2 separate regions of the Homo sapiens genome follow, and region 2 is linked to region 1. Evidence: chromatin loops called from intact Hi-C (ENCODE). Cell type or tissue: Panc1. All regions are shown on one strand. Links, peaks and the distances in the headings refer to the core of each region. The heading gives the core; the rest is flanking DNA.

Region 1 (16,904 bases), core at 5,113-7,612:
GACCATAGGTGGGCAGAGCACCAAGCCAGGTCTAGGGGGTCCCTGATTCTAGGACTCGATTCTTGGATGGCATTTTTGGACCTGCCCTGGGCCAGAGGGGAGCCTTCTACCCTGAAGGGCGAGTCCCAGGCCAGGGGGCTTTCAGCACAAACTGACTTAAGAGAGCTTGGGCTTTAAGTGGACATCAAAGGTGGCCTGGCAGAAAACCCCTGTGGGCCAATGATGAAGGAGGCCATGAAGAGAGGCTCCTCTGCCTGTGGAATGGGGAGGGAAGAGCAGGAAGGACTTCGTATTGTGGTATGAGTACCAGCTTAGCCTCAATAGAATAGAACATCAGGCAAATTTGTTAGGTTTTTGACTTAAATCCTGGCTCCCAAATAGCATCTCTGGACCCATGAGGGCCTGAAAGGACTTGCTGTTCTGAAAGAAGGGACCTAGATAGATTTACCACCTGCTGATTGCAGAGCCCTAGGACCTTGAGTGAGCATAGGAGGTAGCCAGGTAGTGGTTATAAAAGGCCTTGGGTGAGACACAGTGTTGTGCTGGCTTCAGGTCTGAATCAGCACAGTCCTAGTGGTGATGAACACAAGGGTGCTTGTGTCACCCCAGCCCCAGTTCCAGGTGGCTCAGCACACACACACACACACACACACACACACACAGAGAGAGAGAGAGAGAGAGAGAGAGAGAGAGAGAGAGCAATAGAGAGAGAGAGAGACTCCATTTGTTTGGGAGAAAGTAAGGGAAAAGAACAAGAGTCACTGCCTGGTAATCCAGAGAATTCTTCCAGATCTTATCCATGATCAAGTTGGTACCTCTCCAAGTCTGTAAAAACCACAACATCCCAGCACTTTGGGAGGCTGAGGCAGGCAGATAACGAGGTCAGGAGATCGAGACCATCCTGGCTAACACGGTGAAACCCCGTCTCTACTAAAAATACAAAAAATGAGCTGGGTGTGGTGGCAGGCACCTGTAGTCCCAGTTACTCAGGAGGCTGAGGCAGGAGAATGGTGAGAACCTGGGAGGTGGAGCTTGTAGTGAGCCGAGATCGTGCCACTGCACTCCAGCCTGGGCGACAGAGTGAGACTCCATCTCAAAAACAAACAAACAAATAAACAAAACAATATTGGGCTTGGGACTTATGTTCTTTCAAATACCTGAAAAGTCTTTGCAGGAAGGATGAGCACAAATAAGCCCAGACTGTGAAGGCTACAGTAAATACCTAACTCTTAAATACGCAGATACCAATGAACACCTGCAAACATCAAGATCATCCAGGAAAGCATGACCTCTCCCAAAGAACTGAACAAGGCACTGGGGACCAATTCTCGAGAAGCAGAGATATGCGATCTTTCAGGGAGAGAATTCAAAATAGCTGTTTTGAGGAAATGCAAAGAAATTCAAAATAACACAGAGAAGGGATTCACAATCTATCAGGTAACTTTAACAAATAGATTGAAGTAACTAAAAAGAATTAAGCAGAAATTCTAGAGCTGAAAAATGTGATTGACATACCAAAGAATGCATGAGACTCTCTCAACAGCAGAATTGATCAAGCAGAGAAAAGAATTAGTGAACTCAAAGAGATGCTATTTGAAAACACACAGTCAGAGACGACAAAAAAAAAAAAAATGAAGCGTGCCTACAAAATCTAGAAAATAGCCTCAAAAAGGAATATCTAAGTTATTGGCCTTAAAGTGGAGGTAGAGAAAAAGAGGTAGAACACCCCAAACCTAGATAAAGATATACATTCAAGTATAAGAAGGTTATAGAACACCACGCAGATTTAACCCAAAGAAGACTACCTCAAGGCATCTAATAATAAAATTCTCAAAAGTCAAGGATCCTAAAAGCAACAAGAGAAAACAAACAAATAACACACAGTGGAACTCCAATACATCTGGCGACAAACTTTTCAATGGGAAACTTACAGACCAGGAGAAGTGGCATGACATATTAAAATGCTGAAGAAAAAAAAATCACTCTTGAATAGTATATCTGGCAAAAATATGCTTCAAGAATGAAGGATATTTCATGCTTGAAGGATATTTTCCTTTAGACTTTCACAGACAAACAAAAGCTGAGGGATTTCATCAACACCAGATCTGTCCTATAAGAAATGCTAAAAGGAACTATTCAATCTGAAAAAAAAAAAAAAAAAAAAGGATATCAATGACCAATAAGAAATCATCTGAAGGCACAAAACTTACTGGTAACAGAAAGTACACAGAAAAACATAGAATATTATAAGATAGAATATTATAAGACTGTAATTGTGGTGTGTAAACCACTCTCGTCTGAAGTAGAAAGACTAAATAATGAACCAATAAAAAATATAAGTACAACTTTTTAAGACACAGTACAATAAGACAGGAGAAATAACTAAAAGTCATAAAAACAAGAGGATGAAGTTAAAGTGTATAGTTTTTATTAGTTTTACTTCTGTGTGTTTGTTCATTTGTGTATGCAAGCAGTGTTGTCATTAGTTTAAAATAATGAGCTATAAGATAGTATTTGCAAGCCTTATAGTAATATCACAGAATAGGGTATTCAGCCATATGAAAGAGTGAAATCCTGCCATTTGCAACAACATAATTGGAACTGGAGGGCAATATGTTAAGTGAATAGGTCATTATGTTAAGGTGGTGGAGAGTAGAAATACAGTTACCAGAGGCTGGGGAAGGTAGTTGGGGGGTTGTTGGGGTGGTGGGGATAGTGAATGGGTACAAAAAATAGAAAAAATGAACAATGCTTAGTATTTAATAGCACAACAAGATGACTATAGTGAAAATAATTTAATTGTACATTTTAAAATAACTGAAGGAGTAAAATTGGATTATTTTTTACACAAAGGATAAATGCTTGAGGGGATGGATACCCCATTTTCCGTAATGTGATTATTACGCTTTGCATGTCGGTGTCAAAATATCTCATGTACCAATTAAACATGTACAACTACTTTATATCCACAAAAATTAAAAGTTAAGAAAAATATTAAAAGGTATAAGTTGAAACCTATCAAAAGTTTTATTTTTCTTTCTCAAACATTATAAAAGAAAGCTGTAATTACAGCATGCAGACAACAATTTATTATCTTTTGTTTTTGTTTGAGTTCTATCGCAGTGAATTATCTCAAGAGTTTAAAAAATAAAGTTATTCTCCAAAATTTATTTAAAAAAATAGACAATCTCCCATTTCCCTTTCATTGACATAGTACCTTTATAGCTTTTCGGCTGAATATTTTGGCATTTTCTCAAAATAACAGCTTGCATTGTTACTTTTTTACTTTTTGAATTTTGACATTATATATGCATTGACTTGCTACTTTGGAAGATAATAGATGTCTGTTTTTTGCTGTCCACCAGATACAAAGTTAATTTATCTGTCCTTTTATCCTTCCAATACAGTAATATTATAAATATGATTAGATATTTTGCACTTATTATTATAATTTGGTAAATGTTACATACAGATAAGCATGTAATTACTGTGACTCAATTTTCTACCTTTTAAAAAAGCATTAAATATTGTCATGTTACGTGTGTTTGATTCTCTCTCTTTTTCTCTGTCTCATTTTTTTAACTGTTTTCAATATGTACATTTTACCAATGGAACTCCCAGCAAACTTTCGTTTTCAACTTCTTATTTCCGGGCACTTGAAGCATTTGAGAAATTTCCTGATCTTGGAGGAATGTCCCGTGAAGATTTCTGTCATGCTCCATTCTAGGTAGCTGTCTCCTACACATTCTATTCAGGCCTCACTGTGCAATCTTCCTTTTTCATTGTTACAACTCTCAATCTCTTTCTTTCATGTTTTCCATTTTTCTTTATGTCTCCTTATTTTCCCTTATGCTCCCTTTTCCTGAGGTGCTTCTTCACTTTACTGATGCATAGCTGCCAATAGGTTCCTGAAAAAGAGTACACAATAAGTATGTTTTGAGAGCTTTTATGTGTAAAACATCTTTATTTTACCTTAATATTTAATTGACAATTTGGTTTATAAGAGTAGGTCAGGGAAAGATAAGCACGCCTGGCCAGTGTCTTAGTATCAGGGAGGAGGTTTACTTGTTCCTGTGGTAACAGGAAGTGATTTGGGCCCGAGGGGTTCCGCCATACACAGGCTTAAAGTCCTTGGGGAGCATGTCTAGCACTTCCGGGGTTGGAGTGTTGAAGTACTCTTTGTTGATCTTAACTCGATTGTCATCTCAATCTTTTAGTTCCTGCTTTAAAAAAATTAGAATATTATTATTTGCCTCATATGGTTGTGATTATTATAAAATAAGATTACATGTGGCAAAAACATGGCATGGTTGGAGATTGAAGAGTATGTTGATTGAAAACTGGGGCTGCGGTGTAAGAATTTCTGGGTTTGAATCTTGACTACCTCATTTGTTTTGCTGTATGAAGTTTAGCAAGTTATTTTTGCCTCTCTATACCTCAAATTCACTTGTGAAATGTGGATAATAAAATAATAGTACCTTCTTCATAAAATCATTGCAACGTTTACACATGAAGTAGAATTATATATATTTAACTCGATGGTCACAGAGTAAAAGAACAACAGATATTACATATGATTATTATTTATAAAAGCATTCTAGCCAGAGCTTGGTACACTCAAAAACATACTTTTTTTAAATTCTCAATTGTCACAATTCTATTTGCAAGTATTTTAATAATTCATAACCATAACCTAGCTAGATAATATTCAAGATTTAAAAAATGGAACCTTAATTGAAACACTATTGTGAACAACCTTGTTGGTATTTTATGTGGAATAAAATTAAATAAACAGATTGTTTTTAATGGTTGAAATAAATATGCACAATAAAATGAAAGCTATGTTAGATATATATTTCAAGCAAACTATAGAATTTCATGACTAGCATCACAGAAAATCTATGAAACTGGTTTTTAACTACCATCATTATATAGTTCTTTCTCAAGGAAATTGAAGACTGACAACCGTGTTTCCATCTGGAAACATCTAACATCTGTGATTGTAAACATCAAAACACAGCTGTTGCAGTTCTGAGTAAGCACTCCAATTTATTTATTTTTGACTTAAAAAAAATCTTCAGTTTTCATCAAACATCACAGTTGTTAAGTCATGTTCTTACAGCAGGAGGAAAAACAATTAAGAGAAATCACTATATCAAACATTTAAGAACAATACTCTTTTTGTATTTCATTTAGAGGGAATCAAATCTTACTGTGGTTTAAGAAAAGCATTTTGGAGGGGGTTCCTTTTTTTTAAGAAACCCCAGAATTTAAAGCTACAAGGATTTTAGAGATCATTATGTACATTGATCAGATATTTTTGAAAAACACAACAATGTTCAAAGGGAAAAATTGGGCTACTCAAGTTCACACAGGCAGGTGGTCTCAAGGCAAGGAATAGAATAGTCTTATTCTAGTGTTTGGCATTGGAGCTTCACATTAATTTTAATAAGAAAATGTCTTGCTAAAAAACAAGTGTATCTCGGTGTAATATAAAATTTTAATTATACATGATTCTAAAAATGATTCCATTTAAAGAATATCATATTAAAATTGATTTTAACTATTATACGTACAAGTAGTTCTGTAAATAATGCCAAAAACTTGAATCACTTTACCAATTCTTAATCATAGTTCTAATTCAGTTTCAGATAGACTAGCTCCTTTAACTGTACCCTCCCCTTTTGTAGCCAGGAAGACCTGAAGAAAAAAGTTCTGCAGATTTAGTCCTTAAAGCATGCTCACCAGTTTTTATTCTCTACTGGCCTGCAAACTCCTTGAAGGTGTATGGTTTCAGATCTCTTTTGTATTCTGCATTGAAGCACAGACTCTTTCAACTGATGCATTGTTTGGTTTTTCAGTCTTCTTTCCTTCATCCTAGTAGACAGGGTCATCCTGGGCTCCAGGCTCTGCAGTCTGAAGCCAGGTCCATATCCTAAGGCTCTCCTTCCAGATGCCTGGCTACCACCCATCTGGAAGGTTAAGATGGCAGGGATTCCTTTAATCTGAAGAAAGTGAGATGCTTTGATTGGACCAGTCTTGATGACCTAGCTAAAAGGGCAACACCAATTCAGTAACACCAGGTTCTGATTACCAGTATTACTGATTCTGATTTGCAAGATCTGGGCAGACGTTAGAGGTTGTAGTTTATACTTCAGCGGTAACCTTTGAGAAGCCAAGTTTAAAGCTGGAAAATTCTCTCCTATGGTACACGAGTGCCTCCAAGTGGCAGAAAATTAAGGTGCATGGGTATAACTGAAAGCTAAACACCATACCCAGTTGCACCCAAGCACACTGGCATCTTGGTAGTGGTTGTTTCTGCCAGAGAGAGTCACAGGTAACTTAATTATATATTTTGGATATGGCCAACCTTCGAATTTTAACTGTAAGCTTTCTTTAAAATAGGCAAAGAGGATGATATGATTTACATAACTAGCTTCAATCTTCATCTGTAAGATTTGGAAAATGATTCCTAACTCATAAGAATATTGCAGGAATTAAATGAATTAAAATGCTTATACCAGTGCCTGGCATATGTGATATGATATTGGTAATATGTAGCAACTATTGGTAGTATGATATATGTTGTATATACTAAATAGTATATCTTATGTTGTATATATTCCATGTATGAATATATAATATATAATATTTATAATATAAATATATAACATATTACATACAATGAGTAATATATGCTATGCAATATTCATAATGGGAAATATAATATTGAACATATAATGTATAATATTATTATTATGAGATTCATAATTTTTTTGCAGGGGATTGGGCTACAAAATGATTTGACTTTTTTTTGAGAATTGTACAAGAGAGCTATCCATCAGCAAGGATGGATTCAGTGGCTCAATAAGTTGTGGAGATTTGGGCATTTTAACATGGAAATCAAGTGGAATTATTGCAAATTTTCCATACAATCAAAGGCCCAAAATGGAAGCCCGATATTATAAAATGGCACAAGAAACTGAGTGCTCTTCCCACTCATCAATAGTCTAATAGACTGAAAGAAACTTTCTCAAATCTTTGAGAGACATGTATGCATTCCCTCCTTCCCAACCACGATGGCCAAGAATGAAAAAGAGCATTTGGTGCTAATTGCCTTTATCTATTACCTAGTAACAGCAGCAGAGCAGTTGGCTGCTGGAATGAGCTGTCATGCCATTAGTTGACTCAAAGTTGGCACTAACACATGGATGCCCAGTTTGTGAACGTCCAGCTCACCCTTTCAGGAGATACACTAGTTCTTATATTATAAAGGATTTCAGTTCTCAGGACTAAGAACAGTATCCCTGACATAGTAAAGCTACTATTCTGTGACCTGTCAAAAATTTAATCTTCTGATTTTCAGAAACTAGTCTAATGGGACTCAGTTGACTTAATTGGCCATTCTTTCTGCCCAATCTCAGCTGAAATTTTTTTTATTTTTATAGATTTAGGGGTAACAAGTGTAGTTTTGTTACATGGATATATGTAATGGTGAAATCTGGGCCTTTGGTGCACCCATGATCCAAACAGTGTACACTGTATCCAAAAAGTAATTTTTTTTTTATCAGTTCCTACCCTCCCGGCTTCCCACCATTTGGAGTTTCCAATGTCTATTATTCCCCTCTTATGTCCATTTGTACCCATTGTTTAGCTCCTGCTTATAAGTGAGACCATACGTTATTTGACTTTTGGTTTCTGAGTAATTTCCCTTAGGATAACGGCCTCCAGTTTCCAAGCATGTTGCTGCAAAAGACATGATTTCATTTTTCAAAAAATGGCTGAGTAATATTAAGGGTTACTGAGTAGTAGTAGCAGGGATTTTTTTTTTTTTTTAACTTGTTGAGTTGTTTCATTTTCTTGTAGATTCTGGATATTAGCCCTTTGTTGGATGCATAGTTTATAAATATTTTCTCCCGTTCTGTAGATTGTCTGTTTACTCTGATGATTCTTTCTTTTTCTGTGTAGACTATTTTTACTTAAATCCCTTTTGTCTAATTTTATTTATTGTGTTTGCCTTTGAAGACATAGTCATAAATTATTTGCCTAGGCCAGTGTTCAGAATAAATTTTTCTATATTTTCAGGTCTTATGTTTACGTCATTTATCAAACATAGATAATATGTTTGATAATAATAATATGATAAATATGATATTTATCAAACATAGATATCTTTTGGAGGAGTCTTTACGGTTTTCTAGGTCTAAGATGATACCATCAGTGATTATAGACAATTGACTTCCGCTTTTCCTATTTGGCTGCCTTTTATTTTTTTCTCTTGCCTGATTGCTCTTGTTAGGTCTTTGTATACTATGCTGTATAGAAGTGAGGGTTGGGCATCCTTGTCTTGCTCTAGGTTTAAGGGGAATGCTTTCAAGTTTTCCCTGTTCAGGATAATGTTTGTTGTGGGTTTGTTGTATATGCATTTAATTATTTTGGGTGTGTTTCTTGGATGTCTAGTTTTTTGAAGGTTTTTGTCATGAAGGTATGAGGAATTTTATCAAATACTTTTTCAGTATCTATATATCTATAGAGGTCATCATAGGTTTTTGTTTATAATTCTGTGTGACACTGATGATACATTAAGTTTGTGGGTTCTTTGGAGAAGAGAAACAGATGGGGATATGATTATCTAATTCTCTAGATTTTCCAATATTCTGTAACATCCTAGAACTCATCTTGTGGAGAGCTCCAATTTAACTTTCTCTTCTAAAATCAGAATAGATTAACAATCATTGCATTCTTTTTTTTTTTTTTTTTTTGAGATGGAGTCTTGCTCTGTCGCCCAGGCTAGAGTGCAGTGGCGTGATCTCAGCTCACTGTAACCTCCGCCTCCCGGGTTCAAGCGATTCTCCTGCATCAGCCTCCCATGTAGCTGGGATTACAGGCACCTGCCACCACACTTGGCTGATTTTTGTATTTTTAGTAGAGATGGCATTTCACCATCTTGGCCAGGCTGGTCTCGAACTCCTGACCTCATGATCCACCTGCCTCGGCCTCCCAAAATGCTGGGATTACTGGCGTGAACCACTGCTCCTGGCCACATTATTTTCATTTTTAATTGCTTGATATTAAAATCCATTCAATTAACTTGGCCTATGTAGATAGTTTAATTTTAATACATAACGCTGAGGCTAAAAAGAAGATAAATATTTTTGTCCTGAAGGACATTTCGAGATTACTTCTAAACTGTTTACTTGAAGAGGATGAAACAGTTGTGTAAGAGAATAATACAAAGAAAATTATAAAGCCTAATCTTTGCTTTAGTTGTATATTTTACTCGAAAAAGCATGTTTGCTTTATTGAAAAATAAGTTAGTTTCATTAATTTAATATCAAATATTGAATATTATTGGTCTTTCTAACAAAAATAATTTAATAATTAAAAAATAGAAAATGAAAGAGGAGGTTTCTCTTGTCAAAAAACGTTGTGTGCTTTACAGAAACTTTACTTTGGAAATCACTAGAATAAAGAATCTGGCCTTTAATTTAATCTTCACTGTGGTAGTTTAATAAATATATACTGTGGTCTCCCATTTTATCCACCAAAGATCAGTGATGTGTGAAATTGGAACAGGTGTCAGATATTAAAGAACACTCCGTGATAAAGTTTGTAAAGAAGAGAATTAAATAATACTTATTTCATGGTTATGCTGTACCATAAAAATAACAGTACCTTTAAAGCTCACAACAACCATGTAACAGACATATTATCGTCTCAAATTTTCAATGCGGGAAACAAAACCTCAGTAAATGCTCTTATTTGTTCAAGGTCCTGAAGGAAATTCAGGCTCTATTTTGGACCCCAATCATGTGTCAGTTGCCAAAGTCTATCCACTATATTATTCTACTTCATATTAAGAAGATACCTGCTTTTCTAAGATAGCACCACAAGGGATAATCAGGGGAACAATTTTGTAGAAAATAGTCAGAAATATGTTGGTAGGGGGTGCTTTGGTTGGTGGCATAATGGGAAAAATTTGGTAGTGATAGAGATGTTTTGTTTTCAAATTTCAATATTTATTTTCTTGGATGCCATTTTAATAGAAGTACTAAAGAAATTTGGTCTGACCTTGAAATTAAACTTCTGAATTTATCACTATTCAAATAAATGACTCTTGGCCGGGCGCGGTGGCTCACGCCTGTTATCCCAGCACTTTGGGAGGCGGAGGTGGGCGGATCACGAGGTCAGGAGATTGAGATCATCCTGGCTAACATGGTGAAACCCCGCCTCTAGTGTAAATACAAAAAAAAAAAAAAAAAAAAATCAGCCAGGCGTGGTGGCGGGCGCCTGTAGTCCCAACTACTTGGGAGGCTGAGGCAGGAGAATGGCGTGAACCCGGGAGGCAGAGCTTGCAGTGAGCTGAGATCGTGCCACTGCACTCCAGCCTGGGCGACAGAACAAGACTCCGTCTCAAAAAAAAAACAACAAAAAAAAACCCTCTTAGCTTTATAGCTAAGAATAGATACTTGAGACAGTCTGCCCTGGTTTAAATTCTAGTTCTTCCAGTACTGGCTGCATAACTTCACGCAAGTCACTTTACAATATCTGGTGATTATGAAAGATACTAGCTTTTATTTCTTTTTTTAAATTAAACTTTAAGTTCTAGTGTACATGTGCACAACGTGCAGGTTTCTTACATACGTTTTTATTTCTGAAGAAATTAAAAATCTATGTCTGCTACGTGGTAAAAACTACATGCATCTGGTCTATGTAAGTGCTACACATTTTTATATTTTAATACTGGAAGATAACATCACTTTGGATCTTTGTGGTAGGAGTTTAATATGATCATGGTACTACAAAATAGGGGATTTGTTTTTAGCCTTGGCTTCCAGGAAGAAAAGGCTAACCTGAAAAATATTGACAACAAAAGAGAGAACACAAGAGCATAGATCACATAGTACATCAGAGACCACAGATCTAGAACAAATAATACATACATTATTTGTTCTAGGGAACAACAAATAAATAACTTTTAGAATATATATACCACTATTAAGAGAAATTTACAAAGCATAACCTATTTGGAGAGACGTAGTCTGGTAAGGAATATCTGAAAATAAACTTTTAATCATTTCCTGGTGAGAAGTCAGAGAATTCAGAAATTTCACAGGAAAGCAAAATTCTACACAGATGGATGTGGGAAAATATAAGGAACAAGGAGTAGATGACCGGCAGAATTCGAATAATGAGAAAGCTTGTACCATCTACATGAGGATATTTCTGGGCTTTATTACTGCTAGTGAAATGCTACCTGCAGGCCGGGCGCAGTGGCTCACGCCTGTAATCCCAGCACTTTGGGAGGCCGAAGCGGGTGGATCATGAAGTCAGGAGATCGAGACCATGGTGAAACCCCGTCTCTACTAAAAATAGTAGCTGGGTGCAGTGGCGGGCGCCTGTAGTCCCAGCTGCTCCGGAGGCTGAGGCGGGAGAATGGCGTGAACCCGGGAGGCGGAGCTTGCAGTGAGCCGAGATTGCGCCACTGCACTCCAGCCTGGGCGACAGAGCGAGACTCTGTCTCAAAAAAAAAAAAAAAAAAAAAAAAAAAAAAAAAAAAACACATGCTACCTGTAAAAAATAATTAAAAAGGTGGCTGAAGTTGCAATCAAAACTGTACAATTTAATATAGGTAGATTTATTTTTTATGCTTAAATTAAATTTTGGCCAGGCGTGGTGGCTCAAGCCTGTAATCCCAGCACTTTGAGAGGCTGAGGTGAGTGGATCACCTGAGATCAGGAGTTTCAGACCAGCCTGGCCAACACGACGAAAACCTGTCTCCACTAAAAATACAAAAATTATCCAGTCGTGGTTGCACCCGCCTGTAGTCCCAGCTACTCAGGAGGCTGAGGCAGGAGAATCGCTTGAACCTGGGAGGCGGAGGTTGCAATAAGCCGAGATTCCCCCACTGTGATCCAGCCTGGGTGACTCCATCCCCGCCACCCCCCTCCACCCCCCCAAAAAAATGTACAATGAAGAGTTCAATCACATCAAGAACTGGGGAAGGTCTGAGATTTTCTGTGATTTGCAAGCTGACGTGTGAAACTGACACAATTCCATAGATGCATATAAAACTCTTGGATCAGAGATGAAAGAATGAATAATTTTCAGAAAAAGCAGTAGTCAGAGTATCACCATATATGCAATGGTAGCTCTGCTGTTCAATTCTTTAGGGTGATATGAGGAGCCACAATGAAGGCAGAACACACAATGAGTTGTGGAATACCTAAGGAACACAAAACAAGAGATCAATAGTTTTTTGTTTGTGTTTATTTGTTTTTAGCAAGCCGCAAAGATTTTACCAATTAGCAAATTAGCCAGTCTACTTTCTCTTGGAAAGTGGGAAGCTACGTAGTGATCACACTGCAGTTTTCTTAACCTACCAGTTGCCTATGTGACTAGCCATAGAAAGTGCTCAGTATTAGAAGACAGGTAAGCCTTGCTGTCTGGCACAGTTAGCAAGAAGGTGCAGGAATGCTGAGGACTCACGATGGAACGCTGAGGACTCATGATGGAATGCCTTTCCAAATAAATGGTCTTCCGTAATGGCATTTACAACTTTTTTAAAATAATGAGGTTAAGACCTCGCGAATAACTGCCATAGCTATGCATCAGGCTTGGTACAACCTACCACAGTTACGACTCTTGTTCACAGCAGAGATAAGAGACAGAAACTGCCTCCTCCGAGAATTTGTCTTAACAGAGACTTATTTTTCCTTCAATGAACTACATATTACACAGAGAAAAGTATTGAGCATTAGCACAATTCGATACCCAAATTGATTATGTAAAATCAGTGAGTGACTCATGATATTTTAACAATTTATCTTGTCCTTATTTGACTCCATATGTTCTATGCTTGAGGCATAGGCTGGGTCTGTATTTATTTTCCATGAAGAGAAATTTTCCTCTATTCATTATTTAGGAACTATTAATTTTCAGGAAGAAAAGGAACTTGACCATCTCTCATTGTTTTCTTCCTTTTGATTTTTTTGTGATTTCTTAAAAATGCATATTGCAAACTTTCACTATCCATCCTTATTACATCCCTTATATAATTGAAACTTATACTACTTAATCAAATTTGAAATCACATCTGAGGGTGTAACATGTGGCATCCATCTATGATTCAAATAGCATGAGCATTATTTATGTCAAAACAATATATTCAGTAAGAATCCCTCACCCTGGCATGAAAATATGTTTATTTTGTTTAAAGATTATAAATGCACAGGTTCATACTGCAATTAGTACCTATATTACTATAGAATAATTTTATAGCTAAAAAATCTAATATATAAGTAAAATAAATTTTTATTCCCATGAAGATATAAGTGAGTATTTTGTGAATCATGACTCCAAGGATGTAGGAAATAAAAATTTTGATTAAATTAAGTAAATTCTGCCATGTTGGTTATTATCACTTTCATTGAATAATGCTAAAATAATAAATAATATATTAACTCAAAATGTTTTTACTGTGAGCCCTGGTTAAATTTCTGTTAATGAAAATGTGCAATATTCAGTCAGTAACAACAAGCATTATTGAAGACCTACTATTACTTACACAGGTAGATACATGAGAGATGGAACGAAGCAAAATGCATGTGCTATATTACTATATTCCATTCATAGCATTATTGAACTATTAATAAACATCAATAATTTCTAATAATGACTTTAGAATAATCAAATACTAAATGTTTTATATAATATTAAATTTTAATTTGTTATATCAATAATTATAGCATTTAAAATCTGTGTGTTATATTGCTTTTTTCTTCACTTCTTAGATACCCTACATTCACCCACAAAAAGAGTTCTTGGCTTAGGAATATACTAAGAACAAAAGCTTGTGAAATAGAGGTGTTTTTCAGTTACTGAAGAGGACTATTCAAAAATGAAGACAGAACACAGTCACTGCCCAGAAATCACATTAAAAGTTAAAGAATTTTGCTGGGTGTCTTCACTCTTTCATTTGGTTGACTCACATTCTTAATCTCAGGATAGCAAATTTTTATATCGTATTCAAGAAGCGTTTCTTTACTATACCTATTTGTATTAGTCTGTCCTCAGGGTACTAACAAAGACATGCCCAAGACTGGGTCATGTATAAAGGAAAGAGGTTTAATGGACTCACAGTTCTACATGGCTGAGGAGGCCTCACAATTATGGAGGAAGATGAAGGAAGAGCAAAAGGATGTCTTACATGGCGGCAGGAAAGAGCGTGTGTGCAGGGGAACTCCCACTTATAAATATATGAGATCCATGAGATCTCATGAGATATATTCACTATGAGAACAGTATAGGAGAAACCACTCCCAAGATTCAGTTATCTCCACCTGGCCCTGCCCTTGACACAGGATGGCGGGAATTGTTACAATCAAAGTGAGATTTGGGTGGGGACACCCAAACCATATCACTAATATGAAATAAGTGTTGTTTCACATTATTTTGCCTTATAAACTGATTTATATTAACATAACTGATGTATGTTACTATGAGTTATTTTATGAGCATTAAAGTTTAGTTATGGATTTATCTGAAACTAATATTTATTAATATCTCTATTATTAAATGAAATATTACCTGTTAATATTAATTATTTTATTTTTATTAGTCATATATTTAAAATTATATTACAATAAAATATTAAATTTTAATAGTTCATTATATTAATAAAAAAACTTATTTGAAAGGCCACTAGCCTTGGTTATTTAATGTACCCAACATTTTTGGAGAAAATTACAGTGTTCATATAGTACTTTAAAAAATTTAACATTTTAAGAATAGCACATTGATTAATGTTCTTGGTATATTTAGCAAATTTGAAAATCAGAGAAAAAGTGTAGAGTAGTACATCATGTTTATAAGTGAAGAATTATTATGTATGAGTTTTTATTAGGAGACAAGTATTTCTTTTACTATAAATCTAATAATTTCTAAAGTGATATATTCATTTATTCTTGAAATCAATAAAGTTATTGCTGTGTAAAATGGAAAAAACAATCATAGCTCTTGGGAATTTAAAGACGTTCACATAATGTATTGGGATTATTTATTTTATTTTATGGAAATAAACAGCTAACATTTTCAAAACAAAAGTTACAATATAAAGATTGGAGCACATAACAATGTTAGCTTTAATAAATGTTGTACCAGGACTCTATACATATACTACGACTCTTTGTTGTCGCCTTAATATGCCAATAGATTGCAAATAATACACATCATTACTCTCTCTACTGACAGACAATATAAAGAAAAAATTTAAAAAGATAACTTTGAGAATATAAATGCATACTTTTAGAATGGAATTAAAACGTATATGCTAATAAAACAATGGAAACAGATGTCACTGAGAACATTTGCATTCACTACTTGAAATACAATCACTATTTCTATTTTTGAATTTCATTATTGAATCCACAAATAACATGCCTTTGAAAACATAGTTTTTATTAAATACTTGAATAATTTTATCTCTGCAAAGACATCAAAGAATAGTAGTTTCCCCTTTATATAGTAATGTTTTAGATTTCTCATTATAAGTGTTCCTATTTTTCTCTCATGTGGTAATCAATAAAATTGCACAAAGATAATGTTCTTAAATCTCAGAAAAACAGAAACAAAAAGCACCGTATTTGTTTGCCAGCCTGGGGAATGAAGCCATTTTTGGAACATTCTTGGGTTCTTTCTATTTACCACATGTCTTCCCAATTTTAATGTTAAAAACTATATTAAGTACTAGATATGTTGTATTAGGTTTCTCTAGAGGGACAGAAAAACTAATAGGCTAGATTTATATATGAAGGGGAGTTTATTAATTCACATTATCACAAGGTGAAGTCCCACAATAGGCCGTCTGCAAGCTGAGGAGCAAGTAAGCCAGTCTGAGTCCCAAAACCTCAAACGCAGGGTAACCAACAGTGCGGTCTTCAGTCTTTGGCCAAAGGCCCGAGAACTGCTGGCAAACCACTGGTGTAAATCCAAGAGTCAAAAGCTGAAGGACTTGGAGCCTGACTTTTGAGGGCAGGAAGCATGTAGCATAGGAGAGAGATGAAGGCTAGAAGACTCAGCAAGTCTGCTAATTCCACTTTTCTTCTGCCTGCTGTATTTTAGCTGTGCTGGCAGCTTGATTAGATGGTGCCCACCCAGATTGAGTGTGGTCCCGCCTTTCCCAGTCCATTGACACAAATGTTCATTTCCTTTGACCACACCCTCATAGACACACGCAGTAACAATACTTCGCATCCTTCAATCCAATCAAGGTGACACTTGGTATTAACCATCACATATGTACTGAACAGAATTTTATAATTTTAATGATTTAAAAGGTGTTTATCTCAAAACCATCATTTCAGTATTGACTTCATAATCTGGATGTTACCTGAAGCTCTCGCTCTTTCGGAAATTCTTTGTTCAGGAGCACTTCCCACTGTCACCCAATGAAACAATAACTCCGTGCCAATATATCCTCTCCTGATCTTCATTACAAGACTAGTTCTGCATTTCAAACTACCAAGATTTCTTCCACTTAAAATGTAAGATGCCTAAAATAGCAATTTATCCATTTCTGGCTCTCAATTCCCTGTTTTTCCTTAAATCACATTCACTTTGCATTCACAGCCACGTTTTCTCCTTGTTCTTGACTGAGACACAGAATAAGGGTCCTTTCTATTATTTTTCCCCACATTATTCACTCAAGGTATATGTGTAGCAAGAGATGTACCAAGGAAAGTTTATGTTGTACCAACAAGATACTCTTAAAATATACTAGTTCTGTAGAAAACCCTGATCTTGGAGTCAAGTAGAAACCCTGCAGCTGGGAGTTTGTCTCTGGCTGTATTTTTCCTCAGACTTCATTTATCTTACCATGTTCTATTTCCTTCTCCTTGTCCCTC
Region 2 (16,904 bases), core at 8,838-11,337, 630 kb before region 1:
TATTTTTGTTGCAGTTGTATTTCAGAACTTAGTCACAAATTCTCTCCTAAAGCTGATGTCCAGAATAGTGTTTCCCAGGTTTTCTTCTAGGATTCTATAGTTTGAGGTCTTACATTTAAGTCTTTGATCTGCCTTGAGTCAATCTGGTGTATAGTGAAAGGGAGGGGTCCAGTTTCACTCTTTTGCATATAGCTAACCAGCTAGCAAGCTATCTCACCACCATTTGTTGAATAGGGAGTCCTTTCCTTATAGCTTATTTTTATTGACTTTGCCAAAGATAAGATGGCTTTAGGTGTATGGCTTTATTCTGGTTTCTCTATTCTGTTTCATTGAACTATGTGTTGGCTTTTGTACCAGTGCTATGCTGTTTTGGTTATTGTAGCCTTATAGCATAGTTTGAAGTCAGGTAATGTGATACCTCCAGTTATGTTCTTTTTGCTAAGATAGTTTGGCTATTTGGGCTCTTTTTTGCTTCAATATGAATTTTATAATATATTTTCTAATTCTGTGAAAAATGTTATTGGTAGTTGAATAGGAATAACATTGAATCTGTATATAGCTTTGGGAAATATGACCATTGCAATTATATTGACTCTTCCAATCCTGAGCATGGAATTTTTTTCTACTTGTTTGTTTCATCTGTGATTTCTTTTAACAGTGTTTTGTAGATTTCTCTGTAGAGATTTTTCACTTCCTTGGTTAGATTTATTCCTAAGTGTTTTATTTTAATTGTGGCAGTTGTAAATGAGATTGCATTCCTGATTTGGCTCTCTACTTGAATGTTATTGGTGTGTAGAAATGTTACTGATTACCGTATATTGGTTTTGTATTCTGAAACTTTATTGCAGTTGTTAATCAGTCCCAGGAGCTTTTGGCAGAGTCCATAGGGTGTCATAGGTATAGAATCATATCATCAGCAAAGGGAGATAGCTTGGCATCTTCTTTTCTTATTTGAATGTTTTTATTTCTTTCTCTCGCCTGATAGCTCTGGCTAGCACTTCCAATCCTGCGTTGAAGAAGGGTGGTGAGAGTGGGCATCCTTGTCTTGTTGCAGTTTTCAAGGAGAATGCTTCCAGTTTTTTTCCATTCCGTACAATGTTGGCTATGGCTCGTATTTTTTTGAAGTATAGATGGTTCGTATTATTTTGAAGTATGTTCCCTTGATGATTATTTTCTTGAGGTTCTTATCATGAAGGAGTATTCAATTTTATTGAAAACTTTTTCTGCATCTATTTAGATGATCATGTGGATTTTGTTTTTAATTTTGTTCATGAAATGAGTCACATTTATTGATTTGCATATGTTAAGATAACCTCACATCCCAGCAATGAAGCTTACTTGATTGTGACAAATTAACTTTTTGATGTGTTGTTGGATTCAGTTTGTTAATATTTTGTTGAGGATATTTGTTTCTATGTTCATCAGGGATATTTACCTTTAAATTTTTTGTTGTTGTTGTGTCTTTGCCAAGTTTTAGTATTAAGGTGATGCTGGCTTCATATAATGAGTTTGGGAGGAGTCCCTTCTCCTTGATGTTATGAAATAATTTCAGTAGAATTGGTACCAGCTATACAAAGTATAGCTGGTACATTTTGATGGTGAATCCATCTGGTCTGGGGCTTTTTTTGATTGGTTGATTTTTTATTACTGTTTCAATTTTAGAACTCAATATTGGTCTGTTCATGATTTCAGTTTCTTCCTAATTCAATAATAGAGACTATGTGTTTCCAGGAATTTATCCATTTTTTCTAGATTTTGTAGTTTGTGTGATAAAGCTATTCATAGTAGTCACTGAGGATCTTTTGTATTTCTGTGGGATCAGTTGTAATGACACTTACGTCATTTCTGATTGTGCTTACTTGGTTATTCTCTTTTACTTGTTAATCTGACTAGTGGTCAATTGATTTTGTGTATCTTTTAAAAGAAGCATGTTTTGGTTCCATTGATTCTTTTTATGGATTTCTGGGTCTCAGTATCATTTAATTCTACTCTGATTTTTGTTATCTCTTTTCTTCTGCTAGCTTTGCAGTTAATTTGTTCTGGTTTTTTTAGTCCCTCTAGGTGTGATGTTAAATCATTTATTTGAGATCTTTGTAACCGTTTAAGGTAGGTGTTTAGCACTATGAACTTTTTTCTAACACTGTTTTTGCTGGATCCCAGCTGGTATGCTGTGACTGTGTTTTCATTTATTTCAAATAATTGTTTTATTTTTGTATTAATTTCATTGTTAGCACAAAAGTCATTCAGGAGAAAGTTGTTTAATTTCCATATAGTTGTGAGATGTAATGGTTTTGAAAGATCTTGGTATTGATGTCTATGTTTATTCCACTGTTGCACAAAAGTATGGTTGGTATGATTGCAACTTTTTTTACTTTACTGAGACTTGCTTGTGGCGATCTTGGAGTATGTTCCCTGTGCAGACAGGAAGAATGTATATTCTGTGTTTGATGGGTGGAGCATCCTCCAGATGTCTTTTAGGTCTTATTGGCCAAGTGCTGAGTTTAAGTCCAGTATTTGTAAGTTTTCTTCCTTGATGATCTGTTTAATGCTGACCTTGGGATTTGAGGTCTGTGAATATTATTACATGGCTGTCTAAGATTTTTTGTAAGTCTAGAAGTGTTAGTTTCACAAATTTGGGTTCCCCAATGTTGAGTGCATATATATTTATGACAGTTAAGCCTTCTTGTTGAACTGAAGTTTTTATGATTATGTAATGCCCTTTTTCGTCCTTTTTTAATGTTGTTAAAGTCTGTTTTATCTGATATCTGAATAGTGACCACTGCTCTTTTTTGTTTTCCATTTGTGTGGTAGATCTTTCTTGAACCCTTTACTTTAAGCCTATTGGTGTTTTTACAAGTGAGATGGGTCTCCTGAAGATAGAAGATAGTTGCGTCTTATTTTTTAAATCCAACTTGCACCTACGTGCCTTTTAAGTGGGTTGTTTCCACCATTTACATTCAAGGTTAACATTGATATGTGAGGTTTTGATTAGATTGTGAAGATGTTAGCTGGTTGCTTTGTAGTTTCTATTGTGTGGTTGCTTTATAGGGTCTGTGGACTATATATTTCAGTGTGTTTTTGTGGTAGCAGGTATTGTTCTTTTGTTTCCATGTTTAGAACTCCCTTAAGGATCTCTTATAAGGTTTGCCTAGTGGTAATTCATTTCCTTAGCACTTATTTTTCTGGAAAAAATTATAATTTATCTTTCTTTTATAAAGTTTAGTTTTGTGTGATATAAAATTATTACTCGGAATTTCTTTTCTGTAAGAATGCTAAAAATACTTCCCCAATATCTCTTGGCTTGTAAAGTGTCTACTGAGAAGTGTGCCATTAGCGTGATAAGAATTTGACCTTTTTCCTCTAGCTGAGTTTAAGATATTTTCTTTTGGCCAGGCACAGTGGCTTACGCCTATAACCCCAGAACTTTGGGATGCTGAGGTGGGCGGATCGCCTGAGGTCAGCAGTTCCAGACCAGCCTGCCCAACATGGAGAAACCCTGTCTCTACTAAAAATACAAAAAATTAGCTGGGTGTGGTGGCGGGCACCTGTAATCCCAGCTACTCAGGAGGCTGAGGCAGGAGAATCGCTTGATTCTTCTGAACCCAGGATGCGCTTGAACCCAGATCCGCTTGAACCCAGGATGCGAAGGTTGCAGTGAGCCAGGATTGCTCCACTGCACTCCAACCTGGGTGATAAGACTGAAACTCCGTCTCAAAGAAAAAAAAAAAAAGATACTTTCTTTGGACAGTCTAGTGACTCTATGCCTTGGTGATGTTTATTTTGAATAGTATCTCACAGGTGTTCTCTGAATTTCTTCCATCTGGATATCTACCTCTCTGACAAGATTGGGGAAATTTTCTTGGATTATTCTCTCAACTATGATTTCCAGGTTGTTTACTTTTTCTTCTCTCTGAGAAATGCCAATAATTTATATTTAGTTTTTCTTTACATAATTCCATATTTCTTGAAGATTTTGTTCATATTTTTAAATTACTTTTTCTATTTTTGTCTGACTAGGTTAGTTCTACAGATTAGTCTTCAAGCTCTGAAATTACTTCTTCTGTTTGGTCTGGCCTATTGAAAAAGCTTTCAATTGTATTCTGAAATTCCTTAACTGAGTTTTTGAATTCGAGAAGCTCTGATTAATTTCTTTTTAATATGTGTATCTCTTCCTTCATTTCCTGGATTGCTTTAAAAGTTTTGTTGTGTTACTTTTCAGCCTTGTCTCGGTTCTTGTTGACCTTGCTTGCAATCCATGCTTTAAATTATTTATCTGTCATTTCTGAGTTTAAATTTGCTTAGGGGCCATTTCTGGTAAGCTAATGTGGTCTTTTCATGCTATCACTACATTCTGATTTTTCATAGTGCAAGAATTCTTGCATTCGTTTTATCTCATCTGAAGATACTTGCACTTCTAATTTTTCTAATTATTTTCACATAGGTACAATTTTTTTTGTTTTTATTTTCTTATAGTACTATTTTTATTTTTTCTTTTCCTTTCCTTTTTCTCCCTTCCCTAAGGGGAGCAAATGTAGAGAATGGTGGGTAGGTTATTTTGACCTTGTCTCTGTAGATCTAGGCACTTCTATCAGCAGGTTTTATATTGGGCTATGCAGTTCAACCTATAAGCTAGTAGATGGCACTTATAGGTATAAGCCAGCTGCAACAAACACAGCTGTGTACATATTTGATCTTTGTTTGCTGGCAGAGGCTCTTTGTTTCCTCAGACAATGAGCTGATTCATGGAGTGCACAGTGGCCTGGGCTCCCTCTTAGGCCCCGGTGGGGAGAGCACAAGTGAGAGAGGTGGGAATTGACCAGGCAGATCTGCCTACAGGTTTCCTGAGGGCCAGCACAAGCACTAGCACTAAGGGAGAATACAATGGGCAGTCCACCAAGTGCTCAGAGGTGTGCCTAGGTGTGAAGCTGGGAATCTCTCTTGGCCCTACATTCTCTGCACAGGGAAGTGGAGGAGGCTAAAATCCTAATCCAAGAGAGTGGGTATTCCATATGCCTGGAGATTTGCCTCAGTGTGGAGCAGAAAGGGGAGCTCTATATCGAGATCTCTGCACAGGAATGGTGGGGTAACTCAGGCTGCTCAACCGGGCAAGCAAGTGCTCTGAATGCCTGGAAATCTTCTGTGCCTTTTTAAATTTTAATCGAGAGCCCTTACCTACAAAAACAATTCAACTTTCACTTATACTCTCCTACCCATGTGGTTAATCCCTAGATCTTAAACTCAGTTTATTTGCATTTCCTTGTGGCTAATCGAGATCATAATTATATTAAATGTGTCAAAGGAAACCCTGTGACTTTCCCATTTGGTTTTAATCATTTGTAACCATTTAGTCGTTTCTGCTACATGTTATATTCAACAGTACTCAGCAACAACCCACAAATGCTATTATCCTTATAAACACTACTTCCCTGAATAAACATATTAAAAATAAATCATAATAAATATATAGAACATATAAAGACATTTTCATATATTTTACTATAAAATATTAAAAACATGTTTAACATAAACATTAAATTTTAAATTTTATTTAGTTTTAAATTAAATAAACAAATTAAAAAGATAAACATTAAAAAGAAATCAATCAGAGCTTCTGAAATTGAAAAACTCACTTAAAGAATTTCCAAATACAGTTGAAAGCTTTTACAGTGCTTAGTTATTTCACCTGTGACAGCTTTATATTGTGTCAACTTGGTTAGGCTAAAGTATGCTTCCCAGAACTCCCTTTCCTTTAAGCTTCTGGTTAGAGTGGTCCACAGATATATTTTTCAGTGAGATTTCAGAGGAAGACTTGAAACAGAATATTTTTGTTGTTTTTGTCGTTGCTGTTGCTTTCTTTGCTTTCAGAAATGCAGTGGAAGTGCCTTTGTAACTCACACGTCACGTATCTGCTGGCTTACTTTTATTGGCATGGAACAGCAGCCATGAGTATAAATTCTCCATTTCACCCACATTCCTCCTTCAACTTAACTGACTCCTGAGCCAGATTTCTCTACAATTTCATGACATAGGTTGTCAGTTTCTCCTCTAGGAAAGTTATTTCACAAAGAACATAAGTAGAGGCAGCTGGCATGTGTTCTCCTGAGTTCCTGCTCTTACTTATCTTTTTTTAAGGGCCTGACCTGTGGACTTAAAGTTCCTTGTCAACTATAAAAACAACAGCTTTCATATACAATTGGGTGAGATCAAATCCCAGTAGCACCTTTACTATGTATACCTCCTACTGGTTCTTCCCTGGTTAAATCCTGACTGATAAAGCCTCCACCGGTGTAATATATCATTCTAGTTTACCACATTAATTATTTCAACAGAGTCATTGCTGTAAAATGTCACAGTTTGTTGGTAATGAGATCCTAATTCCCATTTCATTATCAGCATATCCAGCCACAAAATCCTATCATGGAATCTGGTTCATCATACCACTCATAGCACATGCTTTCTGATGAGCTTTCCTCAGAAATAATCTTTAATACAGACAATTGCCTATAGGAATTGTATTAATGAGTGCTTTCAAGGAAAATCACTGCAGTGGAATGAAGGAATCAGAACTGGGCAGAGTAAAAAAGTTTATATAGAGTGAGATTGCAACACAAGTCACAGTTCATCCCACAGGGAGATCTGGAGCTGGGACAGATCTTCAGATTATCAAGAATGGTGAAGAGTCTGAGATTTTACTGTATTTGCAAGCTAACAAGTTATTCCCTTACAGTTTTATTGAGGCTGGCAGAGACATGAGACTCCTTGGTCAGAGAACAAGCATTTTGCTATTCACAATGAACGTTATGAGCACTGGAATACTTGTGTCAGTTTTCCTTGCCAAGTTCCATGGGGCAATGCATTAGAAAAAGATGGATGGCTGCATATGAAGTAAGTTGAACTTAAGGAAATAAAATCTTATATACTGGCAATAAATATGCCTGTACATTGCTAGTGAAGGAGATACTATCTCTATCTTCCAAGACTTTAAATAAACCTTCCCTTTTTTCACAGAAAATTGTCCTATCTCTATCTTCCAAGTTAGTTCAATGTGCACATATCTTTAGCTAGTTAATGCCTCTGTTTGCAAGATGTGCAAATGAGATGGACTGCCATGAGGAATTGTCTCACCAAAAAGAGTTCTCATAGATGAGAAAAGGGGCTGGCCTTCGAAACCTTTTAATAACTAATCATTAGATACACACTGCCCTTTCAGCTGATTGAAATATCCGAGAGATACTCGACTGTGAGTCATTGACAGCTAACAGTTCTCTTGGCTAGGGGAATAGTAATTTGGTCTGGGAGCTGGGAGTCTTGTGTATTATCCTACAGCATGGACTACATGATGAGAACATGTCATTCTACAAACTATTATCATTTTGCCTTATCTTGTTAATTCATTAACCAAAGACCACACAGATATGTATCATCATATATCATCTGATGTTCCCTTTTATCTTTTTAATTTTATCCCTTTTATCTTCATTTTATCCTACTCACAGTTTGAATGCATGCCATTTAATTTGTAGATAGTTCTATTCTAGTGCATCTTCTTAGAATAGTTATTCTAGAATAGTTATTCTATTCTAGTGTGTCTTTTTATTTTGATAGTATGCAAGTTGTTAGAATAAACATTCTTTTCCTTGCTGCATCAAATAAACAGATGGCTGTTTTGAAACTGTGAAATATGAGCATAATTAAATAAATTCAGAGACAATCACGCGTTTACTTTTAGTTTCTAACATAGCTTTATCTATGCCTACAAATATATTTGATTTTCCAAATGATATTATCGACTTATTTTCATTTGTCAAATAGCTTAATCTAAACCAGACAATGAAATTTAATATGTTATAGAAATGTCTCACTGTAGTTGAGAGAAAAAATTACTGAAGACCCAAGTGTTTCTTAAAAACTTGGGGAAACTTCAATTTCCACGATTTTCACCGGTATTATATAACAGAGCTTCACAGTTACAATTTTTTTATTGCCAGATATGTTTGTACATTTGAATCATCATGGAGATGTTTTAAAAAACAGATTCTTAAATCAATAACAATTGAATATCGAAAAAGTACTCACATATTTTTTTTTATCAGGCCAGGAAGTATGTGTTTTTTCAAAAGTTCTTCAAGTAATTCTGATTATCAGTCAAGTCTTGGAAACATCAGATTACATGAATCAATCAAACTCTTATGTTACATGAACTATCATAACATACAGGATAATTTTAAGACCCTGTGTCAAGAAAGATCTCATAACATTTAAGACAAAAGGAGTGTCTACTTAGAAAATAATATTAATGATCATAAAACTTCTTGCCAAACGTTATCTAGAAAAGTAGCACCAGGGCCCAATGGAGGACATGTCCTATCCTTTAAAAAGATAAACAAGCAAAAAAATAAGTGGAGTTGGGGGGGCTACATTTTTATAAAATTGACAAATTTGGATAAATGTGAAATGGAAATATTCAAAATATTGATAATGTTTTCATTCATTAATTAGAGAAGGGCTGTTAATATAAGTAATGTTAAAAATTAATTCACTTTTGCTATATTCTTGAGTATTTCTGAGTCTGAATTAAAAAATAGTATTTACATTAATATTATTTGAAATACAGCTAGATGCAAAATATATATTAATCTAAGGCATGTTTATTATACTTCTACTATTTTTCTAGTTACTGAGTTAGTTACTATCAATACAATGTACAATATAAAAAATTCGAAAGGATCCCCTCATCCATTAAGCTAGACAAAAAAGGAAAAGGATTTTTGTTTGTTTTTGTTTTGATGTTGAGGAACTGACTTGCATAAGTACTTGCTTCATCCATTTAAGTCATTCTTAGATACTCCAGGGCAGGTTTCCTCAGAAACAGACTCAGAGACAGACAATAGCAGAAACTGTACTGAAGAGAACTTTCAGGAACATCACTATGATAAAATAAGGAAGTCAGTAATTTATCTTATTTTGGATTTTTTTCTCTAGACTAGATAATCTAAAATAAATAAATTCAGCCTGGAATAGGCTATAGGTAAGAGAGGCAATTCCATTTGGAGTGTGAAGGCCAGAGTCAATATTTTTCTGTTTTTTGATTTTTTTGTCAGACATATCATTATGTATTTTAATTTAGTTTTATTACGTTTAAAAACTGTCTCCTTTAAAAATACTGTTATGCAATTTTCTTTAAAAAATCAGACTAAAAATTAAATACATACACATATAAATGAATTAACAGCATGATTGTATAAACTCATGATATATTTTGTGTAAAAGAGACCTTTATATTATTTGAGATGTAAGGTAATTTACCAATTTACCTAATGGAAATATTTGATTGAAAAGCACATTAGAATATTTGTTTTTTTCCCCAAGAATATACATATTTGTGTATGAGAGATTTTATTAAAGACTATAAAAATTGAAATAAGAATTTTGTGTTTTGAAAATATTTTATATAAATAATAAATAATTGTTTTATAAAAATAAGAAAATTTTAAATATTCTGAGCAAAAGAGAATATTTTAGAAAGAACAAACATTATTATCTAAGATCCACAAACCTTCAGCCAAAACTAGTCATAAGTTTAGTGTAGCTATGCATTAGATATTGAGAAATCATAAAAATTTAATAATGAGAAATTTGTATTCACATTTCTCTGAGTTAATGATTCTCACTAACATATGCTATGATCAGGTAGTCTTAATTTGATATTTGCAATCATTGGCATTTAAATATTTTTGAACCTACTAAATACAGCCTACTCACAAGTTACGATAAAACTTCCTGCTTGGGTCAGAACTGAGGTTCCCTTCTGACTTCATGGTGTTAGGCAACACTGCCGCCTAGAGGTATTATGATTATTCCTAGTGGACAAGGTTTCTACTAGGAAAGGCTCAGAAAATAAATGTATTTACGCTTAAGCAATGTTAAGAACATGTTAAATGGATATGTAGCTACTTTATGTGACGTGTGAGATATCTAAGAACCCTATGAAAGAAGAAGTGGAAGTTTATTAACAATCGGAGTGCAAGCAAATACTGACAAGTACATGTTCTTAAGAAGTTCTGGTGAAAGTTGAACCAGGTTTGACTGTCAAAAGAAACAACGGCTTCTACATTGTGTGACTGACGTTGGGAATCGCCCTAATCGACTACTCCCTGATATGATTGTGCATTTTGTAAGGAAGGAGTCAGTTCTGTAAAAGAAAGAGCTTTCTTAGTATCAGAGTTTGCAACTTTTATGCTGCAACTTTACCTAAGGAGCAGTTTATCAGAATCTGGAAGGCAATTTATCACTAGATCAAAAGTGGAGAGTATCAGAGGTCAGTGGTAGAAAAAAGTTTGATTATCATTCAAGAGGAACACGAGGGTAAAATAGCAAAGATGAATAGTGGAGAAACTTCCACAATTGCAGGTGATGGATTTGTTTTCACTAGGACAATCCATGCCCAAAATATGTAAGAGAAATAATTTTTCATTAAGATTTACAGATGAATGGCAATTTTCCAAAAATGTTAACCTGGTTAGGGTAGTCTTGGAGAATATTCACTTTTTGACACCCAAAATAGAAAAAGTTCAAAATGCTGAAATTCAGCATAATACAAAATGTAATAGGAAATGTCTGTAGCTGATAGTCGATGGAGAAAAGGAAAGAGGTTACTTATTTTCTCAGAAGCATCACTGTGATTATTATTATTATAAAGTTCCCTAGAACCATACTGAGAAGTGGGAAATGTCCAAGGTCTTATTCATTATTTTAACATATACATCCTAAGTGTCTCCTACCTGTGAGGCTTCAAAAGGCAAGCAGACACATTATTTGCCCTATGTCACAGAGGAGATAGTAAATGAAACAATTAAATATTTTTAACTTGTCAAATATTGTTAGTGTTTGAAGTAAATGAACATGGTAATGTAATGTTTTGTTACCTCTGAGAAGTTATATTTAATTCTGAGACTTTAAGAATCTGAAGTCTAATGAGTGAATTAGGCAAAGGCAGACACTCAAACGATGGCCTAAGGATGGGAAGCAGATGAGAATTTGGTAAGAAGTGACAGAGGACCAGTGAGATTGGAATATAAGAGGGCGCTTTGGTTGACTTCGCTGAAGTTACAGTTCTAAACTCTCAGTTTTTTAAAACAATGAAAATTACTTGTAGGATTAAATATAGATTAAATGTAGAAACTAGGTCAATTGTATGTCTGATCCAAGATAGAGGCCTACTGTAGCCTATGCTATGATACCCATCTCTTCCCATTTTGGAACCCTCACTGAAGGTGTCGACACTAAGTGAGAGATGATGTTCTCCTGACCAAAGAAGAAAGAAAAGACTAACCTGAACCAGGTAATCCCATTTGAAAACCTATTTAAACTTCACTGGGATGCGGTGTACATCATATCTCTCCTTCCTCCAACTGAAGCTAACACACAAAACCAAGCTCAATATTGGGGTAGTGAAGTTATTTTTTTATAAAGAAAAAAGAGAACAATAAACTGAAATAATAATTCAATCTGTCACAGATGGAGAAGGTGATATGTTATTTGAAAAGGTAAGCAAATAATATTACTTAGAAAGTTTTGAAGCTATGGAAAGATTTTACACTTGAAAACCAAAGATGGGTATTAAAGAAAATGGCATAATATAATTTACATCACAAAATAGTAACCCAGATTAACATGTGAAGAATTTATTACAGTTAGGCAACCAGAAGAGCAGAGAAACTTGTTCGGTGACTGTGAAAGCACCCCCAAAACAAGGCAGCATAAACTAGGCTAGTGAAGCTTGAAAAAAATAGATGAATTTAAGATATACTTTTAAACTGGAATCCAAAATATTTCCTGAAATGTGCTTGATAGCATATTTCTTGAAGAAATATGTTAATTATATAGATTTCAGATCCACTTCTAGGGCTAAATCCTAGAAAAATCTAAGGAATTGAAGTCATCAAGACCTGTTAATCTGGGGTTCATGATGTCACTGAAAAGAGGATTTATTGAAACTCCTTATAATAAAACTTTAAACTCTTCTATTCTATTATCTCACCCCTGGCTGGATGCAGAGCTGCAGAAGATTAAGGGGAATTTAGTATGTAGAATTGCACTTACCTTTCCTATTTTCAGAGGTACATCTAACTCAAAGAGTTACCAGGTGCAGCTGAGGTTGAGAGTGAGACACATTAACGAAAACTTAGAGGAGTATGTGACAGTCAGGTTACTGAAGGCCAAAACCCCCAAATCCCTTCCAATATTTTATTCCTCAATCATTGTGGTCAACTTTATATACCCCAAGTATGAGATTGGAAAGATTCTTGCTTCAGAAATTTGCACTATACAAAGGAAGAAAGATTTCAAAAAGTACTGACAGTTGGGAATCAAAATATCGACAGTTGGCAGTCACTTTTCCCACAAAAATTGAAATGGCTGGATTTTTTTTCTCAATAACACTGGAGAAAGAAAGGTCCATCCGGTGAAACCATGGCTATACAAGTGCAGGAGGTTTGATTGCTTTGTTTAATAATTTGGAACAAATACTATTTAGTAGAAGAAGTACTAAACAGCCAAATAGACAAAGTAAACTGGTTGACTGACATTAGCAGTTTATGTCACTGGCCCCCCAAGTACTGGCACAATGAGCACATGAACAAAGTAGTCACGCTGAGAGAGATTGATTCTATATGTTGGCCCAACAACTTAGACTTACTGATGCAACTATGATTAATGCCAATTGTATAATCTGCTAGCAACAAAGAACAATGTTGTGCCTATAATTTGAATAGGTATCACAGGCTTGAAACCTCAATAGGCACTTGATGGCAGGTTAACTATGTTGGTCACCTTGCATTCTGAAAAAGTCAGAAATGTGTTCTCACAAAACTAGACACATATTATGAATATCAGTTTGCCTTATCTGCCCATAGAACTTCAGTTAATATCACCATGTTAAGGATTAGTCCTTGTTTATCCCATGGACATGGGGTGCCACATAATCAGATCAGTGGACCCACTATACAGTGGTAAGGTTTTAGGATGGCTCATGTCCCTGGGATTTACTGACAGTATCACATCCACACTACTCAGAAGCTTCTGGACTTCTGAGTGTTGGATTGCCTTATTGAAAGCACAGATAAGCTCCAACTCAGAGGCAATACTCAATTAGGATATACTGCCGTTGTCTATGCAGTATATTAAATGAAATGAAAATCCATGTATTAAATGAAAGATTGCTGCTGTGGTTTGAATGTTTGTATCTCCCCTAAATCCATTTGTTAAAATCTAACCCCAATGTGATTTCACTAAGATGTGGGCCTTTAGGAGGTAATTAGATCGTGTTGATGAAGCCCTATGAATGGAATTAGTGCTCTTATGAAAAAGACCAAAGGGAGCTAATTGGCTCATTCCACCATGTGAGGATGCAGCAAGAAAGTGTCCTCTATGATGGACAGATCCTCAGATGACACTCAATCTGCTGGGACCTTGATTGTGGACTTCCCAGCCTACAAAAGAGAAATCAATTTCCATTGTCTGTAAATCACTCAGTTCATGCTATGCTGCTATGGCAGCCCAAATGAGCTAGGACAATTACTATGTGATGCTGTGTCCCAAACAGGAAGAATATATAGTTCCATGAGCCAAGGGACAGAAGCAGGAATAGCCCCACTTACAACAATTTCCAATAAATGATTAATGGGCTTTTTGTTTTCTTTCTGCACAACTTTGGGATCTGCAGGGTATCAAATGAAAAACATCAAGAATCCCATTGATATATAAGCCACAGCTGACACCTAGGCACTTTGGGCTTTGTCTCTAGAGACATGAAGGAAAGAAGAGGTTCTAGTGCATTTCAAGAAGTAACTGGTCTTGATAATCAATGGAGAGCAAGGCTATTATTACATTTTGGAGATAGGGAGGAAAATATGTTCACATGTAATCTGCTGAAATTTATTATTGTACGTGCTTGATTGTGACTAAATGGACATGCACAGCAAACCCAACCTGAGAAGAGATTCCACAGGCTCAGGTCACTTTTGTATAAAAGTTTGGGTCATACCACCAGGTAAATCACCAAGATAACGAGAGGAAAGAGGATCTGGAATAGATAGTGGAGGGAGGAGATGGAGAATAGTCATTGTTCTTGAGATGACTACAGTGGCAGGAGCTTATTTTGTCCCCATTAGCTGCATACTTCCAAGTATTCCCTCAGGAAAAGAGCCCCAGGGAATCAGGGAGGAGCTGTACTCAAATGTATATGAAAAAGATCCATATGTCATAAGGAGTAAACAATAACAGAGAGCGTCTTCCAGAATCCCCTATAGGGATAACTTGCTTCCCATTTTAGAGATTGCATTCAGTAAGCAGTTTCCAGCTTGCAGATACTCAGGATCTGCCTCATGTGCAGAGAACCACCTTGCTGCACATCACAATTTCCCTGGCAACTTACACGTAGTAACTGAGTGAAAAGGGGGTAAACAGCCAAGCAATTCTGACATGAAACAGGATTACTGTAACAGATGATACTGACTCTAGAACTCCATACAAGAATGGCCTTGGCTAGACTGAGCATTCATCACAATTTAACCTCTTACAGTGGCCAATCATGTGCCCTCTTCCCCTTTACAAGTGTTGATCTCTAACAAATATTTTTCATTGCAAACTTTTTCTCAACATCTGTTTCCAGCAAATCCATGTGCAGTTTTTACTTTGCATTTCTGTGTATTTTAATTTCTGCCTAAGACTGACTCTTTTTTGAGTGTTTGAGGCAGTTTATGTTTCATGTATTAGAATCAATAAAAAAATTGCTTTTTCTGTCTTTTTAAATTTTATTCTAAATTGATGAATTCTAATTTTATATAAATGGGGCACAATCCAATGTTATGATTTATTAATACAATTTGAAATAATTAGAGCAAGATAATTTACATGTCAATTGCCTCAAACACTTATCATTTTTTTGTGGTGAGAACATTTGAAATTTACTTTATTAGTAACTTTGAAATGTACAACACACTATAAACCCATGTTACCAAAATGCTTGGAATAGTGGTAAATATTTAAATTTCGGCATGTAAAATAATGATTTTGGTTATGCTCCTGTCTGGTAATATACAACTCTAGTAATTTTGGTTGGAAAATGTAGATGAACGTAAATAATTAATAAAATGATCTGTAGAGCTGAATTTTTCACCTTATTCTTCCAAAATGACTTTATGTGAGTTAAGAATTTGCAATCTATTGGGTTAAAAATGAGACGTAGCAAGCTGCAGAGTAAGTTTTCTTGCAGAAGGAAAAACACCACCACTGACCCTATCACTCTAAATGGAGGGAAAAATCTGTTTCTGCTGATTCACCTGAGACAGATTATTGGAAGGGGTGCACAGTGGATGGAATAAACACACACACACACACACACACACACACACACACAGAGGAACACAGCATAAAAAATGAGAAGAATAAATATTCTCTCCTTTTTAAAATTTATTTATTTTTTCCATAAGTTATTGGGGTACAAGTGGTCTTCGGTTACATGAGTAAGATCTTTAGTGGTGATTTGTGAGATTTGGGTGCACCCATCACCTGATCAGTATATACTGCACCATATTTGTAGTCTTTTATCCCTCCTTCGCTCCCATTCTTCCCCCTCAAGTCCGCAGAGTCCATTGTATCATTCTTATGCCTTTGCGTCCTCATAGCTTATCTCCTGCATAATCAGTGAGAACATACGATGTTTGTTTTTCCATTCCTATATTCTCTCTCTTTTTTAATAGTCTTTCTCTTGTATATTTCCATTGCTTTTTGGAGAAAATTAATATTTCAAAAGCAGTGATTATGATATGGGCACACAGGAGAGACACTGACTAGACTACTTACTATCTTTAAGTACACCCTTTGTGCCAGTTGTACACGCATAAAAAAGGTTTTTATGGCTATCATGTGTTACAGCCAAGCCCAGGCCTTATGGCATAAAATGTGTTCTCTGCATATGAACATCAACAATCTTGACTACAACATGTGGCTGGAAAAATAAACTGGGATTCTGGGATCCTGACTTGCTAATTACATATCTATTTTATGTTTCATTCTGTCCTAAATTCTGTATGGGAATTTCATAATACATGAGGGGGTGCTTATTATGATAATATTCTTCCTTCTGTTTCTGACAAGACAGTAAATGCTGTATTGCAAAAGATATACTACTACACAAAACATTTTAAAACATCATAGTTTTTGCATTCTTTGTGAAAAAACAGAGAGATAGGGACTGAAAATCTTTGGCTATCAAATTGTGATGTCTAGGCCAATAAAACATATTTAATAATTTCAATTGGAAGAAAAATAAACACATATTTATATATCTTCTAGTAATTTAAGTTTCCCAAAACATATCCCACTAACTTCATAACTTTATGTTGTGATTCATTGTATTGTGTTCAAATATGAATATGTACTAATTACATATAGTACTAATATATTATAAAACATACATTTAACTTTTTTATTAAAAGAAGTAATTACTTTGATTCAATATCTTGATTTTAATAGTTTCTTAGAAGGTATTTAAATTATCATTTTTTAAGCTTTTTGGAATGAATTGAAAGTCAAAATTAAAATATGTCAGAAAGATTTGTATATTTAGATTTGTATGAACGTATATAACCAGTGACTTCTAAAATTTACATGTTTATTTCTTTAAAAACCTAATAGGAATTCATTGAACAGAAGGAAAACCAATTATACAGATTTCAGATTTTTATAACTAGTGGATATCTTCCAATATGCAGCCTTTTATAGACACTGCCTCAAGGTTTAAAGATAATGAAGTGGCATTTAGACAATTCATCATTTAACCACCATTTAACCACCACAGTCAATTTCTTATTTCAAAGTAGTAAGGATGGGAATAAATATTA

What was found. A loop is a pair of places that touch in the nucleus more often than their neighbours do. Peaks named below come from ENCODE experiments on the same cell type or tissue, not always from the same donor. Only the 100,000 strongest peaks of a DNase experiment are listed, where the experiment ranks them.
Region 2: a loop joins it to region 1, with 4 times the contacts of the local background. A loop is called at or near these places in 6 of 110 quality-filtered maps.

The regions. Positions count from the first base shown.
Region 1 is chr13:89,689,625-89,706,528 of GRCh38, forward strand. No RefSeq gene overlaps it. Among named protein-coding and RNA genes, the nearest start is that of LINC00353, 130 kb to the left of the region's middle. In Panc1, for the core only: CTCF peaks have their summits at 6,217 (motif pointing left) and 6,430; a DNase peak (open chromatin) is centred at 6,197.
Region 2 is chr13:89,057,235-89,074,138 of GRCh38, forward strand. The region is part of intron 2 of LOC105370307 (a long non-coding RNA gene); the gene reads left to right. Among named protein-coding and RNA genes, the nearest start is that of LINC00440, 170 kb to the right of the region's middle. In Panc1, for the core only: CTCF peaks have their summits at 9,847 and 10,050; a DNase peak (open chromatin) is centred at 9,867; H3K27ac peaks cover 290 bases.